Linked DNA regions of Mus musculus: region 1 is linked to region 2. The links are chromatin contacts, found by Hi-C or POLR2A ChIA-PET in ENCODE. All regions are on one chromosome and are shown on one strand. Each heading gives the region's core, a stretch centred on a gene start or an enhancer-like site at or near the end of the contact. The rest is flanking DNA. Distances are from core to core; before and after follow the strand shown.

Evidence for each region. A loop is a pair of places that touch in the nucleus more often than their neighbours do. ChIA-PET counts read pairs that join two places held with the same protein, here RNA polymerase II (POLR2A).
Region 1: a map of heart shows a loop between it and region 2 (2.0-fold over the local background). The contact joins the promoter of Dnajc14 here to the promoter of Zc3h10 in region 2. A Hi-C loop is called at or near these places in 1 of 37 maps with a recorded cell type or tissue (heart). POLR2A ChIA-PET finds 5 or more read pairs at or near these places in 3 of 5 experiments (Patski and embryonic stem cell).

What each region holds. Positions count from the first base shown.
Region 1 is chr10:128,801,061-128,807,092 of GRCm38, reverse strand. Dnajc14 (DnaJ heat shock protein family (Hsp40) member C14) reads right to left here and starts at 1,539. Exons shown (of 7, transcript NM_001359825.1): 1 at 1,410-1,539; 2 at 1-925. The coding sequence starts at 882. Tmem198b (transmembrane protein 198b) reads left to right here and starts at 2,646. Exons shown (of 5, transcript NM_178066.3): 1 at 2,646-2,860; 2 at 3,736-3,995; 3 at 4,576-5,157; 4 at 5,582-5,742; 5 at 5,864-6,032. The coding sequence starts at 3,821. The coding sequence ends at 5,998.
Region 2 is chr10:128,543,349-128,549,629 of GRCm38, reverse strand. It overlaps Zc3h10 (zinc finger CCCH type containing 10), which reads left to right and starts at 1,884. Exons shown (of 3, transcript NM_134003.2): 1 at 1,884-1,936; 2 at 2,739-2,802; 3 at 4,092-6,070. The coding sequence starts at 4,144. The coding sequence ends at 5,451. It overlaps Rpl41 (ribosomal protein L41), which reads left to right and starts at 462. Exons shown (of 4, transcript NM_018860.4): 1 at 462-542; 2 at 657-681; 3 at 950-972; 4 at 1,201-1,520. The coding sequence starts at 670. The coding sequence ends at 1,243. It also overlaps the pseudogene Gm9176.

The DNA.
Region 1 (6,032 bases), core at 290-2,789, 260 kb before region 2:
GACCCCCACCCAGACTCGAAAAAGGTCCAGGTCACTGCCTTTCAGCTTCCTGCATGCGTAAATGAGATGGCCACAGGTTTCCACATACTCTCCCACCAATACCAGAAGTTCAATCAGCCACCAGAAGCCTGCTTGTCCAAGCTGACATAGTTCCTCTACTCCCCACAGTCCCAGGCCTCTGCGCTTATCTGTCTGACTTCTTTTTCGGGCCAGCCGATGACGACCTGGGGCCTTGGGTTCTCTGCGTCCACTATCCCGAACATCCTCCTTGATCAGAAAACGGTGCTTCTGCCTCCGGGACAAGGGTTTCTTTCCACTGGACACACGTGAAAAATCACTGGGAAATTTAAGAGGTTCCTCATCATCATATTCTTCTTCCAACTCTTCATCTTCCCCCAAGGCTGGAGAGGTGCAATGGTGGCAAAGGCTGCTAGAAGAGCCATCTCCTTCCTCGGAGTAAGTTCCTTCGGGGACTCCAGGGCTTCCCTGGCAGTTACAAGCAGATGGAATGGAAAGAAAAGAAGGACTCCCATCCTCCTGGTACCCAGTCTCATTCTCTCTTGAGAGTTCCTGGTCCACTCCTGACTCTTCTGAACCTGTCTCGCTCTCATCAGGGTAGCCTCCTCCTCTAGGTGGTCCTGGACCCCTTGGAGGACCATGGCTTGGATCTGACCAGTGGGCTGGATTTGGAGGCTGTGTGTACTTAGGGCCGGAGTGCTCTTTGAGGCATCGTGTACCATTAGGAGCAGTCTCTGCTGAGTCCCTGAGTCCTGAGAATGAAAGTATTTCGGGGTCCACAGAGGATCCTGATGTACTGAGGGAGGTACCACCACTGCGGTGGGCTCCACACAACCTTCTTTCTCCCGGGTGCTTCTGGGCCATGACCCCGGGCTTCCTGAGGATTTTAGGTCACTGCCATCATTGCCTGTAACAAAGATATCAAGTTGGGAATGGTCAAGGATAGAACCAAGAGTTAAACAATCTCAAAATGACATATTCAATGTACCCACTCCCCAGGCAGTGTTAGCTCAAATTCGCTATCCCTAACAATAAACGTGAGTTAGGCAGACCACAAACCTGCTTGCACCAACCCGGACCTCAGAAACCCCCTTACTCCCGAAATCTTAATTTTTTTTTCTTCTTCCTCCAAGAAGCTAACAATCTTCAATCTGAGAAATGGGGGGGAGGGGGGGTGCCGCAAAGGGTGTGGTCGGGGCGGCGGGGGGGTGGGGGGGTAACTCTTAGGAAAAAAAAAAAAGACTGCCTGAAAGAGGGAGGCCGCAATCTGTCAGAAAAGGGTGGGGACCGTGCAGGGCTAGAGGAAAAGCTGAGGGCGGAGCTTCGAGGTGCCCCTGCAAAAGATTACCCGAGAACCCACCGACGGGGTACCAGGGGCGAAGGCGACGTACCGAGCAGCAGCGGTAACTCCTCCCTCCTCAAGCAGCTGCGCCTGAGGCCAGGGGGAGCTGCCAGGGGGAGCTACAGGAGCAGCTCCCCCGGCTCCGCCTCCCGCTCACGCTCCGCTTCCGCCTTCCGTCCCCGCCACGGCCGCTTACTTCCACTTCCGGGGTCACCGGGGGGGGGGAAAAGGTCGCGAAGGGAAGAGAAAAGCGCTTAGCCGAGGCTCTCACTTGCGCGGCGGGCGCGGAGTCAATCGAGGAGGCGGTGCTAGAGCATCCGGCCCCACCCCTTAAAGGGCCCTCCGCCTCCACGCAGGTCCCGCCGTAAGCGAGCTGAAGCCTGCGAACTGTACTCCTCGTCGTCGCTGCTGAAACGGAGATGAAGGGCGGCTGCCGAAGCACACACCGTCTTTGGCGTGCAGACAGACACCCAGGGCACGCAGAGGAGCCAGCGACCCTGCTCGCCCAGACCCTTCCCTGTCGGCTGTCCAGCCAAGAGGTTGCGGAGAAGTGTGTGTCCCGGACTAGCTAGCCCCCTAAAGAGACGCGACACTTCTCCTGGACCCAACTGGCGAGCTTCCACGCCGCCGATCCGCCCCCTGTGAACGCGGCGTAAGGGCCGGGCCAGGGAATGCGGCTAGGGGTACCTGGTTCCACGGAGCTCAGAACCTAGTCCAGCGTAACAGAACCCCGCACTCATCTGCGTGCTGCTTTGCATCTCATTTACATAGTAAGCTTTGGGTCGAAGCCAGCACGCTCCCCAACCCCTACGCAGACCCTGATGGAACCTCTCGTCTGCACTCCTTTAAAGCCTTACAGTTCTGCCAGTGTCCCTGCCAGGCCCGTCTTGCTCCACAAGTTTTTTTTTCCACCCATGAACACCCCCACCCAGCACTAGTTAAAAACCCTTCTCCGGCTCCCGACCACCCGGTTCCCCAGAAGACAATACTCCAATTCTCTGGGAAGTGGAAGAAACCAAGTTGGACCAGCGGGTGCTTTGGGACCCTATTTGGGCTTTGAAAACGTTAAGTTGGTAATTAATCTCCTTAGCATTCAGAGACCTTCCGTCTTAGTCTTGATGGGCGTCACAAAACTCTTCATTGCTATGGTTAGGGGGCGTCCCTCCTCCTAGATTAGAGAAGTGGGTAGCCTGGGTTCCCCCACAGACAGAGGTAAAGATTGAGGGGGCCCGCCCCGTGATGTCATCCTCCCCCCCCCCCACCCCATACACACTCCCTGTCTCCTTCCCCCACACACACCCCCGCCCCCAAGCTAATTGCATTTAGCTCCCTGGGTTTGGGCTCCGACTTGCCTGAGTTTAGGGAGCAACAGAGCACAGTAGCCCAAGGGGGTGCCTGCGGCCAACAGCCACCCGTGTGCCTAGGACCTCTGGGCTGGAATGAAGCTGGAGGTCTAGGAAAGCAATTCCACCCCTTTGCTCTCCTCAGCCCTGCAGGGTGGTGAGTAGTTAACACCCTTCCTGGTCTCTCCTTGTTTTGCGTCCCAAACTCTTAAGCGATTGAGAAGAGCCCCGGGAGGTCTCCAGTCCTTCAGCCTCAGTACCCTAAAGACGGCAGAAGGAAAGTGCATCCGCACCACCCTACTCCCGCAATGCCAACCTCTCATCGTCAGTGATCCTTCAGGATCAGCATCAAATCCCATTGGCAGCCCAGGCGTGCCTGGATGAGAGGGTGGGTGGAACAATTCCCGTGTGAGTCTGAGGCTAGTAGCAAGTGGATACCAAGATGTGAGGAGATTATCTGTGGGCAAGGCGCCTGCTTACTCCATGTAGGGCGATGGGATTTGGACTGGCTGTATTCGGCTTTCCCCAACCACTCCATCTCGGCATGAAGCCAAGACTTCAAAATCCGGACAGAGGCTGACTGGGTGACTCTTTAAGTCCTTATTTGAAACTTTTAAATGTCTGTTCCCTTTCTTCCTTGGGGGTTGCATTTAGCTTACAGGTTTTGGGCTCCGACTTTCAGGAGTTTAGAGAGCAACTCCAGGCCTGGGGAGCCGATGGCCACCCCCGTGCCTAGGACCTCTGGGAGCTGGATGAAGCTGGAGGTCTAAGGAAGCAATCCCACCCCTTTGCTCTCCTCAGCCCTTCAGGGTGGTAAGCAGTTGTTCTGAGACCCTAAGGTGACTCATCCTCTCCTCTTCCTTCCTCTCCCACGTTATTAACCCTACTCGGTCTGGTTCAACCGGGCTTAGTATTGAATTCCAACTGCAGATGAGAGGAATTGCTTTTTAGTTGGAACAAGTCATTTTTTCAAAAGAAATGGAAGTACAGAATCCCCAAGATTTGTGGTTTCTGCTTTCTATTCTCTTCCAGGTTTACCAGCCCCTGCCAGTTAGCTATGGATGGATGAAAGGAGATTTCTCTAACCTTCCATTCTGTGACCACCTTCTCTTCTACCATGGAAAAAGCCTCATTGCCTCTGACTATAACATCTCACCCAAGGCCCTTTAACCAACAACTCCCAGAGCCCCCAGCCCCGAGATGTGTCTTGGAACCCCAGGACAGCCTCGACTTGGCCCCTGCCCTTGTGTGTGCCCTTTGCTGCTGCTTCGGAATCATCTACTGCTGCTTTGGTGAGAAAGGGCAGGGCCTGGGGATGGGGTGGGGGGCAGGGGCAGCTTCCCAACACTGCTACCCTCAAGAATGATGCCAAATGTCTTCCTCGCTCCCAGGCCACTTCACCTCCTCTGTTAGGAGATGCCTACCTTCAGAATTTTCCATCCTGCCTCTCCCAGCTTCCCATTATTCTGTTTGCCCGTACCGTACCCTCTGGCTCTCACCTCTGCCTCCGTTATGGGCTTTTCCTCTGTCTCCTACCTCAGAATTCCATTCCTAGTTTATCCCTCCCACCGGAGATTTCAACTCTCCCCAGAATCTGAATCAGTCTGTGGTGATTTCCCATGTACCTAGAGGACCTAGATGCTGTCCTGCTTTTTTCCCACAGTGCATCCACTCTGCCTCCTGGTTTCTCTACCTATCCCCTCGGAATTTCTGAGTTCCCTCCTTCTATCACTGGGCTTACACTTCTCTTTCCCCTTTCCTTGAGGTTGCCACGGTGTGCTGTACCTGGCTTCTGCTCCCTGGTTAGCTGTTCCTCTCCCAATACGTAGGACCCCCTTTCTGTATCTCAATGCCTCCTGCCTCCCTCCCCAGGCTACCGCTGCTTCAAGGCAGTGATGTTTCTCTCGGGTCTGCTGTCAGGAGCCCTGGTGATCTTCCTCCTGTGCCATAAAGAGCGGGTGCTAGAGACACAGCTGAGCCTGGAGGTGAGCGCAGGCATAGCACTGGGCATCGGACTCCTCTGCGGCCTGGTCACCATGCTGGTCCGCAGTGTCGGGCTCTTTCTGACCGGTCTCCTGCTAGGTCTGACCCTGGGTGTTGGAACCTTATTGGGTACTGAACCCATCTACCAGCCGCATTCAGCCTGGGTGCCGGTCGGCGGACTGATGGGGCTGGCACTGCTGGGAGCCCTGCTCACACTTCGGTGGCCACGTCCATTCACAGTCCTGGGCACAGCACTGCTAGGTGCTGCGGTGCTGGTGGCCTGTGCTGACTACTTCCTGGAAGGACTGGCACTGGGCACTAGACTGGGTGAACGCCTGCAGGCACTTCCAGAGTTGCTTCCTCTCTGCTGGTATAGCTGGGTCTTGCTGGGAACCTGGCCAGTCTTGGGGGCTCTTGGGACACTGGCCCAGTGGAAACTCATGGCTGAGGAACGTGGGAGCCGCACCAATGGTGAGTTAGTGCTGTGGTACAAAAAGCAGCCAGCCTGCCCCTGCTTCTGTCCCCGGATTCTATACTTGAGGGGAGGGAAAGATGGAGAGATGAGGACTGGGGAGGATCCCACATCAAACAGGGCAGGGCACTGAAGGAAAGTTAAAGCTGAACTAGCCAAAGGAAGTCTGGGTAGAATGAGAAGGAAAATCGCCAGGTGATGCAGAGCACAGTTATTTCAAGACTGTTATGAGAGGGCAGAGGAATCCCAGAGAAGGATAGGAGAAAAATGTAGAAGAAAATCTGACAACCGAAGGGAAGGTGAGGCTTGAGAGACCCACAGCAGTAAGGTCAAGTGGACTTCTGTGGTGCATGGTTCTTTTGGGGGTTGGTATTCGGGGCCTAAAGAATCCCCCTTGAATCTGTATTGCCTCCTCCCCAACAGTGATCTTGAGCCACCAGCAAAGGCATCTCCAGCTCCTTCGGATCCATCAGCAGCAAGAGGCTAAGAGGCATCGGAACTCTTCTGGGACAGGACTGTGTGGAGGCAGCTATCGGAACCAGCTTACCCCCAATATCCGGAGCCCTGCTCACAGTCCAGCTCCAGTGAGTAGGAGGGTGAGACACCCTTGTTGGGGGTAAGGGGGTGACCAAGTGATGGCCAGGATGAGCTGGGGGCTCTGACCCAGAACCTTTTTTCTACCCTCTCCACCCTGTATCCAATTAGAGTTATCTCCAGAGTCTTCGAGAGTATGAGCTGGTACCAGGCACCCAGGCCCCAGGCACCCACACTATCCTGGACCTGGATTCTGATTGCAGCTCCACTGGCCTGCTTACCACACCTCACTCTGACCAGACCTGAGCCTAACCTCCAGTGACACTGATACCCCTGGTGG
Region 2 (6,281 bases), core at 635-3,134:
GTGTGTTTTTTTTTTTTTTTTTTTTTTTTTTACTTTAATGTATTTGTGGTGAGGAAATAGAAATCCTTTCTGATTAAAGACATTTTTTTTTTTTTACTTAAAAAAAAAAAAAGATCCATCTGCCTCCCAGGAGTTGGTAATAAAGGCGTGCGTCATCAAGCCAGGGCAAAACTAGTAATTTTTACTACAAGCCACACCTATTAATAGTAGTAAATGGAAGTGTTTACCAAGAAACTACAACTCCCATGAAGCAACGAGGGAGAAGACGGAGTGGTTTTTTTTTTTTTTTCCCCGCCTATTTTTTCTCAGTCCCATACTGGAAACAGGTGCTGGTGTTGAAATAATACAATATCCTTAAAATAGACGGAAAGGTGGGGCTTGATAACACGCACTCTAGTAAGGCAGCCGGAAGTCGCTGTCTCGAGCAGCCCCGCCCTAAGGGACGACACACGGGCCGGCTCGGAAGTGACGACACCGAGCACGCCATTAAATAGCAGTAGGCCTCCCTCTCCGCCCTCTCGGTCTTAGCGCCATCTTCCTTGGTTAGTCGCGGGGTTTTCTGGCGTTCGGGTTTCCAGTGCAATCCGTTAACATCCGACCTCCACATTCACTATCATCACAGCGGGCTAACGGCATTTTTCCCTCTTTCTCTCTAGAGACTCCTGCGCCATGAGAGCGAAGGTGAGCGGCTCTTAGGTGGTGAATCGGGCACCTAGTCCCCGCCATGGTTCCTCTGCGGGCTTCCAGACGGTTTGCCTCGGGTGTTCGCAGTCAGGGAGAGGCTTAAAATTCTTGCTGAAGAAAAGATGGGGTGGGAAAATGAGGGATTCGGCTCTAAAACTGAACCGGTGTCCTTTGTCAAGCCCTGTGTTCTGAGCAGTTTCATGGCCTTGCACAAGCCTGTCTCTAACATTCTTTTTTGTCTCCTCACATGATCGGGTTTTTTTAGTGGCGGAAGAAGAGAATGCGCAGGTACGTTTAATTTTTCAAGACTACCTTGGGGCAGTGGGGGCAAGCTCGGTGTGGGATATTTGGTTGGAAGAAAATATCTGGCGGGAAGGAAGCAGGAGTCGCCGCCCAGTACAGCAGAGCTGGTGCTTGTTAATCTCATCGTCTCTTGTACTCGTGCACTAAGTGTACGTATTGATAGATGTGCAAAGGAAAAAAAAAAAACTCAGGTTTGTGTGCCTTCCATTCCAGGCTGAAGCGCAAGAGAAGAAAGATGAGGCAGAGGTCCAAGTAAGCCAGCCCGTGCACCTACGACGCCTGCAGGAGCAGAAGTGAGGGATGCTGAGGGCCGGGACAAGCTATCGGACTGTGTGCTGCCATCGGTAATGAGTCTCAGTAGACCTGGAACGTCACCTCGCCGCGATCGCCTGGAGAAATGACCGCCTTTCTTACAACCAAAACAGTCCCTCTGCCCTGGACCCCCGGCACTCTGGACTAGCTCTGTTCTCTTGTGGCCAAGTGTAGCTCGTGTACAATAAACCCTCTTGCAGTCAGCTGAAGAATCAAACTGCTGTTACGTGTTTTTTTGCGGTTCCTTGGGGTGGGGACTCGAGTGTGTTTCTGTATAGGCGACATAGTTTGGGTGTTTGATCTGGCTGGAGCCGGTTGAGTGTGCGCCCGAGGTTAAGTTACAGAGTTGGTGCGTTCACAGCGCCACTCCTACGTTTTGGGGGTACCACTGCGTAGAACCTGACGCTGAGCGGAGTTCCGGGTCCGGCGGAGTCCTGTTACCATGGTGATGCGCAAGGCTTGTTGGGAGCTTCCTGCGCCTACTAGCACGCAAGTTGGACCATAGAGTGTGTTTCCGGGTCTGGTAGCTAGAGCGTCTCTTTCTTCCGCAGGAAGCGGAAGAACCGTAGGGTGGGCGGCTCTTTGTCGAAGCTAGAGGACCGGCAGGCGGCAGCAGCAACTACGGCGGCGGCGGCAGGTGAGGGAGGCGGGAGACTTAGGTGGAGGCCGCGCCCGGAGGGGAGGAGTCGGGGATGGCCCAGCGACTGGGTTCTGCCCGGCCACACGAGCCTCCCCCAAACCCCCCGGAACCGACCTGGCTCTTCCTCGTTACCCAGGACAGAGCCCCTTTTCTCACTGACCTCGCTTCCCAAGCAAACGCCAGCCCCGTGACGTCACAGCCCTGCCCATCCCTCCGCCTGATGTCACCCCGAGCCCCCCTCCCCTTTCACTTCCTCAGTGTCCCAGTCACCTGGTCCACCGCTGAGTGCTGGCACCGCATCGCGGAGCCGGCCAAGCCAGAAGACTTCCAGGGAAACTCGTAGGACTTTTCGTGAACTCTAGGGTGTTGGGGGATGGTCGTAATCACCGCCCCCGAGTCTAGTCTCGCCTTCCCACTGACACTAGTCAGTTGTTGCCCTTGTCCAGCTTTCAGGTTTGGCTGGCGTTCCGAACTCCAACCCTAGATCGGATTCTGAACCCCATATCCTTCTCATCTTGAGGTAAAGCTCCGCTAACCTTCCTCACCAGGAACTGTTTTGTTTTTTAGTTCAGCTTCCCAATTTTTATTGGTCGGTTCTAGCCCTTATCCTTCTTAATAGGGACTTCTCCTTGTGATAGGTGACGTTCACTTTGACCTCTTAAGGGAGCCTAAAAGCCACAAAGCTCTTAGCTTTTTGTCAGAATTCATTCCAGTGTATGAAAACCACATCATATCCCTTTCACGTTTTTCCCTTGTTCTACTCAAATCTCCGTTTTTTGTTTTTTTGTTTCTTGTTCAGAACCCAGCAGTGATGTGGAGGTGGAGACTCACGGGAGCCCCGGACTTCACCTGAGCTACCTCAGGTATTAATTCTGGGATATTGGGGTGAGGAAGGCTATCATATCCAGTTATCTGCTTCTAGTGGGACTTGAAACATTGGTCAGGCTTTGAAGGCATTTAGTCTTCACCTGATCGTCATTTATGATCTTTTAAGGGCTTGTTTCTTACCAGTTGTTTCTTATATTCTGGGGCTCCTTTTCCCATCTTGTGTATTCCTGTGCATCTCTGACTTCTAATCTGGTTAGTTATTCTAGCAAAGTCAAGGAAGTCAAGGAAACGGGAAATCAAGAAAGGTATCTTTATTCCCAAACGGAAACTAGGAACTTCTCTTATTTGAACAGTAGGGGGAGCCTGAGTCCTACTCAGGGAACATTTAAAAGATTAGACACGTGGTAGCAGGGACTCCCAGTCTTAGACTCCCAGGGTTAGAGAGAAGGGAGGGCTAGAATTAGGGCAGTGGACTGACATTCCAGAGCTCTCTTGAGAAACAGGAGACTTAAAAAGCTTTTATAGAGTCTATAAATAAAGAGGATTTTTATGGGGTAAGGAGTGCTATGGTTTGATATCAGTGGGATTTTCATGGAGTGGGGTGGGGAATGGGGAAAGAAAGGTCACCGTTCCTATGAAAGTAACTCCTTTCCACCTTGTCCTTCGAACAGTTCGTCCTGGGGATCTAAAAGTAGAAAGTTCAGCTCAGAACGTCTTTCCATGAAATGAGGGTGTTTGTGTGTGGAACACACTGGGAGATGGACAGGTTTCAGGGTTACCCTGTAGCTAGTGACACCAGTTTTGTTTTGTTTTGTTTTGTTTAACCAGGGATTTCTAAAATACATGGAGACTTGAGCTGAGTTTACGTAGAAGAGGGATTAAGGGAAGTTCTGTTTCTGGTGTTCCTTCTTCCATGAGTTCTCAAAGCTAAGCAGCCCGTGTTAGAGCACTCTTTCCAGTGTCAGTCTGTTCACACACCAACACCTGTTTTAGTTTCTCCCTCACAACTTAAATGAGAGAAGGTAAAAATCTAACACTCTCCCCTTCCCTCCCCCTCCTTGGCTGAGCATCATTAGTAAGATGAAGTGGCTTCATCCCAGCTCTCTCCCTCCTGTGTTAGCCAGGCAAGTGTGAATCACTCCAAACAAGACCAGGTGCATAAGGGCCTGGGCGGGACTTCTGGCAAGTCAGCCGGGCTAGCTAGAATTCTCCTTGGATTCTCCATCTCCCAAAGCCATTGCCCCAGAAGCCTGCCCACTGTATGGTCAGGAGAGAGGGAGCTTTCCGGAGGACCCCTTTCTGACACAGTTCTCTTTTTTAACAGTCGCCAAGAGTGGCAAGAAAAGGAAGAAGACCCTGACTTGGGGGGGACCAGGATGCCTGACCGGGACAGCTATGCCAACGGCACTGGCAGCAGCGGTGGAGGCCCTGGAGGTGGTGGCAGTGAGGAGGCCAGTGGGGCAGGGACAGGCAGCGGGGGAGCCACCTCAGATGCCATCTGTAGAGACTTCCTGAGGAACGTCTGCAAACGAGGCAAGCGATGTCGATACCGCCACCCAGACATGAGTGAGGTATCCAATTTGGGGGTAAGCAAAAATGAATTTATCTTCTGCCATGACTTCCAAAACAAGGAGTGTAGCCGCCCCAACTGTCGTTTCATCCACGGCTCCAAGGAGGATGAGGATGGCTATAAGAAGACAGGAGAGCTGCCTCCCCGGCTGAGGCAGAAAGTGGCCGCTGGGCTGGGTCTCTCACCCGCCGACCTACCCAATGGTAAGGAGGAGGTCCCCATCTGCCGCGACTTCCTCAAAGGTGACTGTCAGAGAGGAGCCAAGTGCAAGTTTCGTCACCTGCAAAGGGATTTTGAGTTTGATGCTCGCGGTGGAGGAGGCACTGGAGGTGGAGGCTCCACAGGCTCTGCTCCCCCAGGACGCCGTCATGATCTCTATGACATCTACGACCTTCCGGAAAGGGGCTTTGAGGACCACGAACCAGGCCCTAAGCGCCGGAGAGGTGGCTGCTGCCCTCCTGACGGCCCCCATTTCGAGTCCTACGAATGTAACTTGGCTCCGCTCCGTGGGGTTGAGTGCAGACTGCTGGAGGAGGAGAACGCCCTGCTCAGGAAACGCGTGGAGGAGCTGAAGAAGCAGGTCAGCAACCTGCTGGCCACCAATGAGGTACTTCTGGAGCAGAATGCCCAGTTCCGGAATCAGGCCAAGGTGATGACTCTGAGCTCCACTGCCCCCGCGACTGAGCAGACCCTGGCCCCCACTGTGGGCACAGTGGCCACTTTTAACCATGGCATCGCCCAGACTCATACCACTCTGAGCAGCCAGGCTCTACAGCCTCGGCCTGTGTCCCAGCAAGAACTTGTTGCTCCCACAGGGGCACCGGCTGCTCCCCCGACTAATGCTGCACCTCCTGCCGCTCCGCCGCCCCCACCTCCACACCTGAACCCCGAGATCACGCCGCTGTCAGCCGCTCTGGCTCAGACCATCGCCCAGGGGATGGCACCCCCACCTGTTTCCATGGCCCCTGTAGCTGTGTCTGTGGCTCCTGTGGCTCCTGTGGCTGTGTCCATGGCCCAGCCCTTAGCAGGAATCACAATGAGCCACACCACTACTCCTATGGTGACTTACCCCATTGCTTCCCAGAGCATGCGCATCACAGCCATGCCACACTGACAGGACTAATGGATACTCTACTCCCTGTTACAGCATCCGAGGGCTGGGGTCACGGGGCCCTTCCCCACTTGCATAGCCCTCCCAGGCTCTGTCCGAAGGGCCACTCAGAAACTAGGACAAGAGACTACAAGGAATATACTTGGTAGGAGCATCTCCTGAGGCAGGGTTGTGCTGGTGTGTTCTCCCCACTCTTGAGAGGGGTCTCTCCTTCAGGCCTCAACTCAAACAGGCTTGCACAGGAGTGGAGACTTGAGCCGGCAGAGAGAAAGGACTGAGGGACTGTCTTTTCTCATAGGAAGTTGGGGGTGTCCCTGGTCTTGTTTTCATTGTGAACAGCACAGATTCCAGCACTGGTGTGGGAGAGAGAAATTCCCCACCCAGACAGAGAGCCAGGAAAGATGGAGAAAGTGAAAGTCAGTGGTCAGGAGCAAAGACCTCATATGAGCCTTCAGATGGTTCGGGGCCCAAAAACACTCCTGGGCCCCTGGGAAGGCTGGGACCATAGTACTCAAACCCAGAGTAGGGGAACATTCACTTACCTCGCTTGGCCTGGAAATCTGTAGGGCAGTGCCCACTACTTTCCAAAGAAATAAAAGAACGTTATTTTTTAACAAAAGTGAAAATTTCTTTGATGGCTGTTGGGGAAGATTGGAGCAGAAAGTAGATCTCATGCCAACAAAAGGGTAAAGCCCTACCCCAGGTAGCCTGGGTAAGTTGGGACGCAGGGTAAAGATGTCAAATGGCCAGATGGGGCTTTGGTTTGGGGAAGGCACTTTCTGGGATAAAAGAAATGGAGCCACCTAGTCTAGTTTAAAAATAGCCCTGTCTGT